Linked DNA regions of Homo sapiens: region 1 is linked to region 2. The links are chromatin loops, found by intact Hi-C in ENCODE. Cell type or tissue: dorsolateral prefrontal cortex. All regions are shown on one strand. Links, peaks and the distances in the headings refer to the core of each region. The heading gives the core; the rest is flanking DNA.

Region 1 (6,362 bases), core at 1,363-6,362, 51 kb after region 2:
TGTGGATGTCAGACATTCTGTGTAACTTCTACTCACCCTTCAGCTTTCAGCTTAAACATTACTGCCTTAGGAAGCCCTGCCTGATTCCCAGATGGGGTCTGGTTCCTTGTTATATTCTCTAACAAGCACCAGGTTCCTCTTCATTATAGCACTCATCGTGGTTTGCAATTATACATTCATTTTTAAACTGATGTTTGTAGCAGACCATTGCAAGGCTCTGGCCTCAACTCTTTTCTCTCCTAGCTCTCTGCACCTTCTTCCCATGGGCTTTTATTGAATCTAGAGGTTCCCATGATGTTAATGACACTCCAGCCTATATCTCTAGTTCATATCTCTCTCCAGACCTGAGGTATTTATAATTGCCTATTTCATATGTTATAAGCTTCTCAAACTTCCAAATTATGATATTCTTGAACTTGTTTTAATTTCTGAATTCCCAATCTTAGTCAAAGGCATTAACTACTTGGTCAACTACCCAGGTTAAAAACCTTGGAGCCATCCTGCTTTTCTCTCGCTCCATACCCATATACATACCACATCCTATTGAACCCACCTCTCTCCCACCTCTGGTGGTTGCTCTCTTCTCCACCCCACGAGCATGGCCTCAGTCCAGACCTTCACATGCACTACCTAAGATGCTGAAATAGCTCTCTGTCTCCTTCTCTTCCAGCACTCCCTCTGCAATGCTGCTAGCATGACCTCTCTAAAAGCAAATCTGAGTATTTGGTTGAAGACCTCTAAAAGTTCTCTCCTGCCACAGATTTCACAGATTAGGGCCCAAACTCCTCAGCATAGCATACAAGGCCTAGATCCCTAAACTACAACTCCATTTCCTATCAGTTTTCATCTCCTATTACTTGTCCCCAGTTTATTCTATTCGTTAAGCCACAATGAATGTCTTACTTCTAGCCAAGTTCTGTTTTTCCTCTAAGGCCCAGTTCAACATTTTAGTAGTCAGAAAAGACTTTTTTGACCCTAAGAAGTAGCATGAATTTCTTTCTTTGCAGTGGTCCTATGGCAATTTGTTCACCTCTAATTTTTATAATCATAGTTTAGGGTTGTGGCTAAAAGCACAAACTCTGGAACTAGACTGCTAGATATATAATCTTGGGTATGCTGTTTGATTGCTCTGGTACTCTGTACCTCAATTTTCACCAGTTAAATGCAGATTTAGGGTGGGTAGTTGTGAGGATTAAAATGTATGGGTATACCTTAGAAAGGTGCCAAATATGGCTGGGTGTGGTGGCTCATGTCTGTAATCCCAACCCTTTGGAAGGCCGAGGCGGGTGGCTCACAAGGTCAGGAGATCAAGACCACTCTGGCTAACACGGTGAAACACCGTCTCTACTAAAAATACAAAATACAAAAAATTACAAAAATACAAAGTACAAAAAATACAAAAAATACAAAATACTGAAAATACTAAAAATTAGCCGGGCATAGTGGCACGTGCCTATAGTCCCAGCTACTTGGGAATCTGAGGCAGGAGAATCGCTTGAACCCGGGAGGCGGAGGTTGTAGTGAGCCAAGATCGTGCCACTGCACTCCAGCCTGGGCGACAGAGCAAGACTCTGACTCAAAAAAAAAAAAAAAAAAAAAAAAAAAAGAAAGGAAGAAAGGTGCCAAATACACAGCAAGCCTACTACACTACTACATATATATAATGTTATATATAATGTTTGTTACTATAGGTATTGCTATCATTTATTCATACTCATCTTCCATTTCAGACCCCATGTTTACCCAAACCCAGGATCTCCAATCCTAATGAAGTATCCGGTGCATAGGTTGTCTTTGAAAAATGTTGGTTGAATAAATGGGACACTGGACCAGCCCTAGGACTGTAGTTAAACCCGGGCCCTGAGGGCCACATCTCCCTGATGCTGCATGAGTTGTTGTCTGGAACATATGGTACATACCTCTTGGACTGTCTGTCCAGGGTGAATCCGGAAGTTGACTGTGGCCTGGGCCACTGGGGGGATGACATTGAACTAGAGAGAGAAGCACAAAACCCTGGCTTGAGTCAACCTCAAATCTTCTACATCTGCCTGCCCAGGAAATGCTAATTTCCTCAGCTCAGGCAGAGTTGGCTGATTTGACTTAAGGACCCAAGGCTTAGCTTTTCTAGTCTGCCTCTTGTCTTCTCTGAACTAAGTGACATGTTATATTCAGAGCTGAAGGGGTGTCTCTGCTTTAAGCCAGACCTTCCTGCTTCTTGGTGCTGCAGGGGGTCACAGAGATGTTCAGAGCAAGGCTGCTTTCTCTGATCACCCAGATATCTCTGTTTTGGCCCCATGCTGTGCTATTAGAAGCCTTCTGTGTGCACTTTCTTTCCCAGCACACCCAGGACATTTCTGCAGCTGTTAACATTAGTGCTTACTCACGATGGGGCAGCCAGAGCCTCTGTTGACCCCCATCATGGCATAGCACGGGGCTCACATCAGGTTTGATCCTTGAGGGGGATGAGAAGAACACATACTCCTCACATATTCCTGGTCAGGCAGGAACAAAAGAGTGACAGAAAAGTAACCTTCAGAGTAAGAAAAGGACCCTAGTGCTGGCCAGTGCTCTGCCTGTTCTCACCTATTCCCAGCCAGTGACTGAGCCAAGACAGAGGGATCTGGCTTGTTCTCTAGGGCTGTTAGTATGTTTCTGAGACCCTAAGACCTAACATAACCTTTGGGAGCTGGTTCCCTCTTATCCTTGAGGCTGCTGAGCAATTGTTCTAACCAATCAGATAAGCCAGTCAGGCAGTAATTGCCTCCCCATTCCCGACCTTCTAGCAGGGATTGGTGGTTTCCCAGGTCCAGTTGTAAAATCTGACTTTTTTGCCTGACCAGGAGGAATCCAGGACTAACTGGAGAAAAGAGTTAGGCTATGGAGGGATTGTTCCTTGGAGGCCGGGAGACTCCCCAAGTGCATATCTTTCTTTGAACTCGTATGGTGCAAAAAAGCACTAAGTGGTCAGGGACAGAGCTGGGCTGTTGCAAATTAGCTGTTGCAACCTCTTTGTGCCTCTGTTTTCTCAACTGGGTATTGGGGCAATACTCATAGGACTCTTAGAAGGCTCAGATGGAGTAACAAAGTATCCTGGGGAGATGAAAACACCATTCAAATGTCAGGACACAGTGCTATTATTCTGATGAACACTACAGCTGACACACTGGACGGTCCAGTGAGTTATGCCAGGAATTAATTCAGAGGCATCATTCACTTATATACCCGATTACTAGAGTGCTTCAAGGTCACATTGTACTCTAGGTGAATGGTGCCCCCTGAAGTTGTGCTGGTGGTACTGGCAGTTACAAGAATGGTCTAACTCCCTTCAAGATTTCAGAAAGGCCTATGTCTTTGCGTGGCTAGGCTTGGATCCAGCTGACACACACAGAAGGAAGGAAGAGCCAGTAGATAGATTCAAGGAAGGGAGGAGTGGAGGGCGGTAGGGAAAAGCTATATGGGGAGGAACCAGGGATGTTACCTTGACCCCTGCTTTGAATATGGTGAGTGCCGTGGTGGTCCTGATTATTGCATTGGTTAAGGGATTTCTCTCCATAAACCTAAAACAAAAGGACCAAGGTCAGATGTTAGAAAGAACCAATGGGGTGAAGGAAAGGGCGGAAACATTACCCACTTTCCTGAACCTTGGGGATCTTTAAGACTGAGAGAGACGTCTTAGAGATGTCTTAAATATACACACTTAGAGATGCAGTATCTGGTGGCTGAGGGATGATTAGTCAGGCCCAGTTAAGCCAAGGAGAGGGGCCTGGGGGGTGGGTAGGTTTGAGGTGAGGGATGTGAAAAAAGGAAAGATAATACTTTACCTGCTTATAAGTGGTTCAAATAGCCATGGGTTGCTCAGGATTATATTGACAGGGAAGGGAAACTGGGAAAGAACAAGGTCAGCACCACAGGGTCACCTCTAGTTTAGCCTGGGTCTCTGAGACCTGAGTCTCTCTCTACTTTAGAGCTGCCTCAGGGGCCCTTAGCAGTCAGGAGTGCTGCTAAATTCAGTTAGCTCAATCCCTGCTAGAGGATCAGGAATAGGGAGGCAATTACTGTCTGGCTGGGCTTATCTGGTTGGTTAGAACAATTGCTTAGCAACCTCAAGGATAAGTGGGAACCAGCTCCCAAAGGGTAGATTAGGTCTTAGGGTCTCAGAAACACACTAACAGCCGTAGAGAACAAGCCAGATCCCTGTGTCTTGGCTCAGCCACTGGCTGGGAATAGGTGAGAATAGGCAGAGTGCTGGACAGTACTAGGGTCCTTTTCTTACTCTAAAGGTTACTTTTCTGTCCGTCTTTTGTTCCTAGCTGATTAGGAGTATGTGATACTTCTTCCCATACCTCATTTGCCAGTTGCTGCAATACAGTCACCACTGTCCCGCTTCCAAATATGATAGGCATTGGTGTCTGCTCCAATCTGGAAGAGAAACAGAGTCCTCAAGACTTAGCGAACCCCAGCCAAAGATCAGTGGCTTGAAGAGGAGAAGAAGGGAGATAGGAGGAAGTTTCAACGCTCCTGGCCAAGAGGTCTCTCATTCACCTCCCTCCCACCTCCACCAACTCAACATTCTGAAGATCTCAAAACATCCCCAGGAGCTTTCCCTGTCTACCAAGTCTGCATTAGGGTCCTTCTTTCCTCCCTCTGCTGTTCTCTAGAATCCTGTGTGTCCACTCTCATAGCCCATCCCATACTACAGCAGAATTGTCAGTCTCCTGACAATTTGAATGAATATAGCACTCCTTCCCACTTTGCTAAGAAAACCCAGCCAGGAGTAAGCTCTGCTGTTACAGATTCTGCTGTCCTCATTCATAGCCAGCAACTCTTATTTATTTTTGTCCTCCTGCCAGGACAGGTGGAGAATTTCGACAGCTCTACCAGTCATTGCCAATTTGTGATTCTAAATGTCTGGACTCTGGACTACTCTAGCTGCCTGACCTAGCTTCTGCCTGTAGGTCCTTGCTTTCCATATGGATATACTGACAGATCCTCTTCTGACTCCAGCCCTTGCAGGATACTGGTGGCTCTGTCTCTCCTGTGGCTCCCCCAACCCCCACCTTGGAAGGAATTCTCACTCCATTTGAGATGACCCCAGCCTGGTATCTGTGAGCCATGCTGAGATAACTCTTTATTTACACCTGTTGTATTAATCACCTGGATCTTTAGTCTGTCCTGGGCTTCCCCTTCTGTTCTTCCTCTAGTGTCAATTTTTTATAGCATAGTTTCCCAGCCCAACTTTAGGGCAGGAAGCTTAGCCTCCTCAAATTTAAAGTGGGAAAGTGCCAGGGCTTCCATCTCAAGTCTGGCATGGGAACAGGGCCAGGAGTTGCTTACCGGCTGACAGCAGCTGCAAGGATGCCAATGCTTGTCTCCTTTGGAGGAGCTGAAGAGTGGCCTGAAGTCATGTTTACTTGCAGCATGAGGTTCATGGAACCCTTCTCTGAGACTGCAATCCTGTAGAAGAGGATCGGAAACCACTCTCCTGACTTCTTGCCTCTCTGAATTCTCCCATAGGCCCATAGGTCCATCTGTGCAATAGTCTAGTGGGCAAGGAGGTAGCTTCATGCTGCTTTAAAAATTTTATACTGGAGGAAGAATGGAAGGGGAAGCCTAGGAGAGGTTAAAGATTGGGGCGATTAATGCGAGAGGTGTACACAAAGAGTTGTCTCAGCATGGCTCACAGATACCAGGCTGGGGTCATCTCAAATGGGGTGAGAATTCCCTCCAAGGTGTGGGGTGGGATGCTTTACTCACAAGGCGATGGGCTTCTTGAAGTTAGGAATGAAATCATCCAAGATGAAGCCCCCCTCGTCCACAATGAAGGCTAGCTGGACGCCCCTTGACTGTAGCAGGGCTGAGATCCTCTGAGCCCCTGTCCCTGATGACTGCAGACATGGAACATAGAGCTATAGTCCTTCTCAGCCAGAGACAGACCTCCAGACATAGCTAATGGGGACCTATTCAGCCTAGCTAGGGGCTCCAGAACCTTTCTACCTAGTCTCCTTCCTGGGAGCCAGGGCCCTAGAGAATCCTGCCTTACAGAATTCTGGAATGTCAGAGCTGGCAGGCCTCACCCTCCCTTATTTCACAAATGAAGAAACTGGAGCCAAAAGAGTGAAGTGACTTGCCCAGGGTCTAAGTAAGTAGCATCATTGGAAATAAAACGCAGTCATCACTCTCCCTTTTCAGTTCTTTTTCCATCACACGTATGTTTCTTAGGGTATAGGTGATGGACCCACTGCCTGCCTCAGATATTATGAAGGAGTTTGTTAAAAATTCAGATCTAGGGCACAGGGCCCAGGAATCTGAATTTTGGTCAAGGTCCTTAGATAGTCCTGGCATACAGACACACGGAGAAGTTG
Region 2 (7,215 bases), core at 2,054-7,053:
AAGTTCAGGAGACTGTCAGCTGACTGACCTCTGAATTGGTAGTGCTGCCTGTAATTATGTTATAAAAATACCATCAGAGATAGGCTGGCGCCTTGGAGCCATGACTTTAAATGTCCATTGGAAGATACTATTTCAGTAAACAATTAACGTTTTGCAGTCATGTATAGTGTCTCATAAGCAAAACTGAGATAACAGGCACCCATTTTTCTGATCGTTTTAGCAATGTTTTATATTCCTTATAAAGGGGCACCATGGCCAGCCATTTCATCTGGCTCCAGGCATAGAAGGCACGCACTGGGCTAAGAAACCTGGGTGTGAATATATGACCTGGGGCAAGACATTTAACTTTTCTCTGAGCCTCAGTTTTTCTCTTGCAAAATGGCAATAATATCTATCTCATAGCGTTATTAGAGAAAACATTGATGTTACAAATGAGTCTATCACTTAAAAGTATATGTATAGTATACTATATAGTGAAACACTATATAAATAATAATTAACAAGCAATTATCCTCTTTCCATTAACCTTTACTAGCCTTATAAACATTGCTTTGAAGAGTTAGTACTGGAGCACAGGCTGTGATAAAAGGCAGATTTTTGAGACTGGCAAATGTTCTGCACCCAGTATCTGCTCAATACTTTTGTGACATATCCCATGGGGGCATGTCCTGGGTGGGCAGTGGTTCCCGACACAGGCTTTGTAGTCAGAGATACCTCAGTGGGGCTGTGCTCTGACTCTGCCTTTCTGTATCTGCCATCTCAGAAAAACTGCTTTGTCACAAATACGTGCGTCTCATAAGGTTGTGCTATCAACGTCTGCGCTCCCAACTCCAGTCATACAGAGCTATTTGCAGTTCCCAAAAGCATCAGGCTTACTTCCTTGCTCAGCTCCTGGTTCCCTCTGCAGGACGGCTCTTTCTCCTATTTTCTGCTAGGCTAACTCCTATTCTTCTCAGCTTCCTCCAGGATGTCCCTGACTCCCAAGCCTTGATCAGGTGCCCTTTTCATTGGCCCGCTCCCTTATCCACCCTGAATTTATCCCATGGCCAGCGTACTGACATGACCTAGTCACTGGCCTTCGTCCCTCCCACACTGTAGTATTGATTAGGATTTTTGGGTTTAGTATATACCAGGCACGGAGCTTAGTGCTTTGTTTATTATCTCACTGAGGTCTCATAATGATCCTATGAAATAAGTATTAGTACTGATGAGGAAACTGAAGCTCAGAAAGGGTGAATGATTTGCCCAGGGTTATACAAATACAGGCAGAAGAGCTGGGATTTGAACCAAGGCCCATCTGACTCCAAACCCTTTGCAGTCAGTCTATTATAAGTTTCTAAGGGCTTAAAGGTGAACGGTGAAGACACACAGGAAATACTCAACAAATAAGAGCCGTCATTATTTTGACCCAGATTGTAAGCCTCGGTAGGGAGGGAATCTTAACCCATAAATGCTTGGACCCATAGCACAATCCCCCAACAGAGGCTGAGTTAACACATGGAGACCAGAGTACAACCTCCTCGAGAGCAAGGACCCTGCATCTAGCTTCTTGAGTGTGTCCCCGTGCACCAGTTTCTCAATAAATGCCTGTTGTTTTTTCTTTTTTTTTTTTTTTTGAGGCAGAGTTTTGCTCTTGTCACCCAGACTGGAGTGCAATGGCATGATGTCAGCTCACTGCAACCTCCACCTCCTGGGTTCAAGTGATCCTCTTGCCTCAGCCTCCCAAGTAGCTGGGATTACAGGCGCCCGCCACCACGCCCAGCTAATTTTTGTAGAGACGGGGTTTCACCATGTTGGCCAAGATGGTCTCGAACTCCTGACCTCAGGTGATCCACCCCTCTCAGCCTCCCAAAGTGCTGGGATTACAGGCATGAGCCGCTGTGTCTGGCGATGCTGTATTTTCTATCACACAATCTCTGCATTTTAGAGATGTTTCCTTTTTTTTTTTGAGATGGAGTCTCGTTCTGTTGCCAGGCTGGAGTGCAGTGGTGCAATCTTGGTTCACTGCAACCTCTGCCTCCTGGGCTCAAGTGGTTCTCCTGCCTCAGCCTCCTGAGTAGCTGGGACTACAGGCACCCGCCACCACACCTGACTAATTTTTGTATTTTTAGTAGAGACGGGGTTTCATCATGTTGACCAGGATTGTCTCCATCTCTTGAGCTTGTGATCCGCCCGCCTCGGCCTCCCAAAGTGCTGGGATTACAGGCGTGAGTCACCGCAGCCGGCCGAGATGTTTCATTTCTTGTCACACTTTGGCCCCTTTCTACTCCTAATTGAGGAGAGGGTAAGGCCTACAGAGGGGCCCAAGACAACAGTTGAAGCTGCTTTTTGATGAGACATACAGGAAACACCAACCATCTAAATAAACGTCCTCTTTATTTTACCAAATATAATTTATCAGTTAAGTTGACATTTGTCAATTCAGTTATAGTAACTATAAATAATTCTCTTAAGACACAGTTCTGTAACTTTTTAAGGATACGAGAGTAAACCAATATTGCTCCTTGCAGCCAGGCCAAAAGTACATGCAGTTGGTACAATCGGGGAAAAGAAATGAAACTTCCATGAAAGTCACCTTCATTTTCTTTCCCTCTCACCCTACAGTCCTCCTCTGCTCACTCAGGGCCTGGGGCATGCCTATCTGTCTGCTTTTTAGGCAAAGGAGGTCACTCCAGAGTCTTCTGGGACTGCCTGGCCAAATTCCAGAGATGAGGAAGGGGCGAGTGACTGGGGTAGGGGTGGCTGGAGACCACAGGGACACAGCCTTAGGGGCAGAGGAGTTGGTTTTGATGCCTGTACAAGAAGAATCTGTGTGTAAGTATTTTTTGAGGTGGAGGAAAAGATGAAAAAAGTCCAGAGGGAGGAGGAAAAACAAGCCCAGGCTGGTGTTAATGAATTCTGTTGGACACAACTCCAACTAGAAAACCTCTAAAATTCCTTCCAATTCTACGGTTCTATGATTCCAGAAGGAGGCCTGGAGGTCTGGGTAGAAATGGAGGGAGAGAAAATATGGTCTCTGGAGGTCTAGGGCAGGTTCCTGGGATAAGGTGCAGTGTTGGTAGAAACAGGATCATTGCCTAAGCCTTCCCTTGGAGGTGGGCCCTTGAGGCTACAGATGGAAGGGTTTCTGTAGAAGCTTCTGAGAGAGAAGTTAGAAAAAGCCTACATCCAAATCCCCAGATCTGTACACGTGTGACTGCGGATGGAGGCTCCAGTTTTCTCCCAATTTTGTGCTAGGCAGAGAAAAGTAGAAACAACCAGATGATGTCCACCCTGCTAGTTCTAAATCCTCTTTTGGGTGCTTGGTAAGGAGAGGTGGAGGGAAGGGAATGTGAGGAAGGGTCGTTTAGGGAAATAAATACTGGTTGAGCAATGGGGCGGTGGCTCTAGCTGTGGTCAGCACTGCACAGAGTAGGGGTCTGGAAAGGAGAAAGAGGCAGAAGAATCTGGCTTGAAGTAGATGCAAATACTTACAACGAGGAAACTTTCTCTGCCAGATTCAAAGGGGCACATGGCCTTTGTAACCTGGAGAATGAGGTGAGGTTAGAGCTGTGTTTCCCTTACCACTGGCTTATCAGTGCCTGGCACAGTACCTAACACATAGTAGGCACTCAATAAATATTGCTCAAAGAATGTTTCAGACCATGCTTGTCTGCAGGAGAGCTCATCTTGCGGAGGCTGCATATTTGCTAAATGAACGAATAAATGATTGGTGAATGTTTGTGGGTAGAAGCCAAGAAAGAGGAAAACTGACCTCTATGGCATGACAGAACGAGTAATTTTAGGAAGTGACAGGGTCCAAGGTGACCAAGTGATTATGTCCTCAGGAGAAATGGCAGCAATGAGACACCTGTGGTTGTCCTCAACCTCCAAACCATTCTCCACATACCCATGACCTGACCCTAATCTCAAAACCCAACCTGGCAAGCTCTGGGGAAGGTAGTGCTTAGAGACAATTTGAGATGAAGGTTGAAGAGAGACAAAGAATCTGGGCCCAGGGAGACAAAGTCATTTGGGCCCAGGGAGAATGTGGATTTTGGGGAACCAATAGGTGGACATGGGTCAACAGGGAGAAGAGTGCACTGTTCCATTTTTTCCTGGATATGACAATCAACTGGAAATGATCAGAGGGAGGGGTTGTTGATGTTGACCAGGCCATTGAACAAGAGGCATGTGCACAAATTGAAAAGTCAGTCCACCTTACTCTTTCTGCGAGTGGGAACGCTTAGGTCCAGAGGGCAAGAGAACAGAACTGGGATCACAGGGGCCTGGAGCAGGTGTCTCCTGTCCAGAGCTTTGAAGTTGGTCCACTTCTACAAAAGTATGTCTGTGTTTGGGAGTGTTACTTATTCTTCTGTCCCTCTGTTCAACCAAAACCAAAAATAAAACAAAACAGATAAAAAGAAAACAAAACCAAAAATCCAGAGCCCACTTACAAAGGGTTTCTCATTAGGGCCAAGACAGGTTGCTAAAGCCAAACCCCATGTCCCCAGATTCCAGACAAAACTCCCCTGCTCCAGTCCACATCACCTGGAGGCACCCACCATGAAACTGCACTTGGTGATTGTCTCAAAAACCTACTTGTACTGCTTATCTCAGGCCATCTGTGTTTCCCAAATTCTTGCTATACAAACTTGGCTCAATGTATAAAAATTCCCATTGAAAATAATGAGAATTTGGTATCAAAGTGAAGTCCTAGAAAGAGGTGGGAGTGTGGGGTGGAGGAGGGACAGGGGAACAAAAGAAAAATTTCAAATAGAAAGTGCAGAGGGATGGGGAAAATGTTGAGTGACCAAGCTAGTCCCCGACATCCGTGTCTCGGTCCCCTATGAGCCAGAGAACATGGAAGCTGAGTGCTAGGAGCCCAGTGCCAAGCAGGTCCCCCAGAGCAGTCAAGTATGGGATGGAGAAGTTGTCCGGGTCCAGGCCCCGGCCCCACATCCAGTGCACCATCCAGTCTGCGATGTACAGGAGAATCAGCACCTGGGGAGACAAAAGGGCCCAGCCTATAGCCATCCTCTCTCTCCAGGGGGAGCCAGAGGCCACATGATCAGACCCATTCAGTGCATCACAGGGCTTGGCTGGCCATAATCCTTACTTTTTAATCTTCCTCTTTCCACCCCAGCAACCTCTCTGTGTTTCTCCACCCCACAATTACCACTTTGAGCAGACAACAGGCACAATAAGAGCTCTTTAGAAAGGAAGATGCTGCTACGACCCAGGGTCACCCACATCAGCATTATATTCTGCTCCCAAGTTTACCAAACAAGGAGCTTCCTGACCTAAATCCTACTTGTTGCAGAAACTCAGCCCTCTTGCCTCTAACTCTGGGTCACCTCATTCTGGGGTCACTCCAATTCCTGCCATGTTGGCCTTTCCAGGAGCATGGCAGGGGGCTGGCTGCTGGAGTCAGCTTTTCCTAAAGGGATGTCTTCTCTCGGCAGAGTGGTATAAGGATAGTGTTTGAAGCTGCTGCTGGCGGTTGTCTTAAGTAACAGATGATCATCCCAAGCTGGCTTCCTCCTGACCCTTTTCATTCTGTTGTTGTGGCTTTTCATTCCATTCTTTTCCATTGTTTGGGCTCAAAGAATGCAAGTTTATTTTAACATTAGTCCTAATAAAGTTGAATTGTGAATAAGTCACCTCAATATTAATATAAAGCAGACAATGCATACCAATTCAAAATACATTTGACATGATCTGTGGCTTTGATTTTATCTGTGTTCTTGCTTACCTTCTATTAATACAGATAATTAAGAATGACTCAGATCAGAATCTCGCTAGTGGGCCCAGGACCAGCAGCATCAACAACAGCTGGGTGCTTGTTAGAAATGCAAAATCTCTGGACCTCTTGAGTCAGAGTCCGCATTTAACAAGATTTACATGCGCTTTTAAGTTGGCGATGCCCTTGATCTAGAATACCACGGTGGGGCAGGCCTGAATCTCCTAGAATCTGCACAGTGCCTGACATTTGGGCTCCCTAAATGACTGCATCTGCGTGAGAATGAAACAGATTCTGACGGTCAAGCTCTAATACAGTCAGTCATCTGGGAGGTTTTACCCTTGACTATACTTTGTAAATACTGTGGTATGAAAATTCTGCCCTAAGGGATCCAGATGCGGGAACCACAGCCCTTAAGGGATCCAGAAGCCAGAACTGATACCTATTTTTAGGCAATCTTGGTTGCTCTCCTGTCCTCTCTCTTTTTTTTTTTTTAAATTTTAGGCTCTGCCTGAGAGAATCCTGCCCTCTCTCCAAGGAAGCCAGAGATGACTCTTCACATTCTCCCTTGCTCTGCACACAGCTGTCTTGTGCTACCACGGCCTTGGCTCCCCTACCTTCCATAACTTCACACCCTTTCCAGCAGCTGCAGAAGGGTCCCAAATAAAGAGCATGGCCAGGAGGCCTTTGGGACATGCCCTAGGAAGGGAATGGTAGCAGCTGTCCTCACATTCCAGCTTCTTGAGCAGGCCCCAGGACACACAGCTGGGAGGAGGTGGCAAAGGGATCAATAAGAGCCTTTACAGGGGATCAAGTGTCACGCTCTGGCCCTCCACAGATCTAGAGAGGACAGCAGAGGCAAGAATGTCTCCAGGGTATTCATCATGGGTGATGGCACTGAGGCTCATCCTTTCCAATTCAGGCCAAGGGATGAGCTGAAAACCTCCACCACAGACCCCTGGCATATCCACCCCCATCTTCCCACCACGTGCTGCACTGGAACCCACTAGCAATGGAATGTGGCAGCTTGGCTAACTGCTGCAGGGCAACAGCATATGGCTGATTCTCAGCCCCGCCCCTGCCAAGATGTCCGAACACAACCTTTCTAAAGCTGGGGGTGAGGGGGCTGGAGGGATAGGTGTTAATCAATACAGGACTGGCGAAATAAAATTATGGTCTGTGTATCACAGAATATGATGGAGCTGTAAGAAAATCAGGGTGTTGTTCTCTTTATGTATTGATATGGAATGATCTCAAAGATAAACTTAAATGAAAAATGCAGGGTGCAGACAGTGTGTACAGTATACTACATGTGTGTAAAAAAGAGGAAGGAAATAAGAAAAATATATGTTTACTTTTATAAATATAGAATAGGTTTGAAGGACACACAAGAAAGGGATAATACTGATGGTCTGTGAAGGAGAGAAACAGATGGCTGTGAAGAAGAGGACAGAAAAGAAGACTTTTCACTGAGGTTTCTCTATGAACCTTAA

The links. Peaks named below come from ENCODE experiments on the same cell type or tissue, not always from the same donor. Only the 100,000 strongest peaks of a DNase experiment are listed, where the experiment ranks them.
Region 1: it touches region 2 in a loop (2.9-fold over the local background); 9 of 110 quality-filtered maps call a loop at or near these places.

Annotation. Positions count from the first base shown.
Region 1 is chr1:205,838,333-205,844,694 of GRCh38, forward strand. It overlaps PM20D1 (peptidase M20 domain containing 1), which reads right to left. Exons shown (of 13, transcript NM_152491.5): 5 at 5,755-5,885; 6 at 5,335-5,454; 7 at 4,344-4,419; 8 at 3,822-3,883; 9 at 3,479-3,557; 10 at 1,920-1,991. Among named protein-coding and RNA genes, the nearest start is that of PM20D1, 8.6 kb to the right of the region's middle. In dorsolateral prefrontal cortex, for the core only: no CTCF peak of the experiment used is centred there; no DNase peak of the experiment used is centred there.
Region 2 is chr1:205,786,736-205,793,950 of GRCh38, forward strand. It overlaps SLC41A1 (solute carrier family 41 member 1), which reads right to left. Exons shown (of 11, transcript NM_173854.6): 11 at 2,360-4,983. The coding sequence ends at 4,798. Among named protein-coding and RNA genes, the nearest start is that of RAB29, 15 kb to the left of the region's middle. RefSeq lists an enhancer at 4,897-4,956. In dorsolateral prefrontal cortex, for the core only: CTCF peaks have their summits at 5,035 (motif pointing right) and 5,238; a DNase peak (open chromatin) is centred at 5,026; H3K27ac peaks cover 1,551 bases.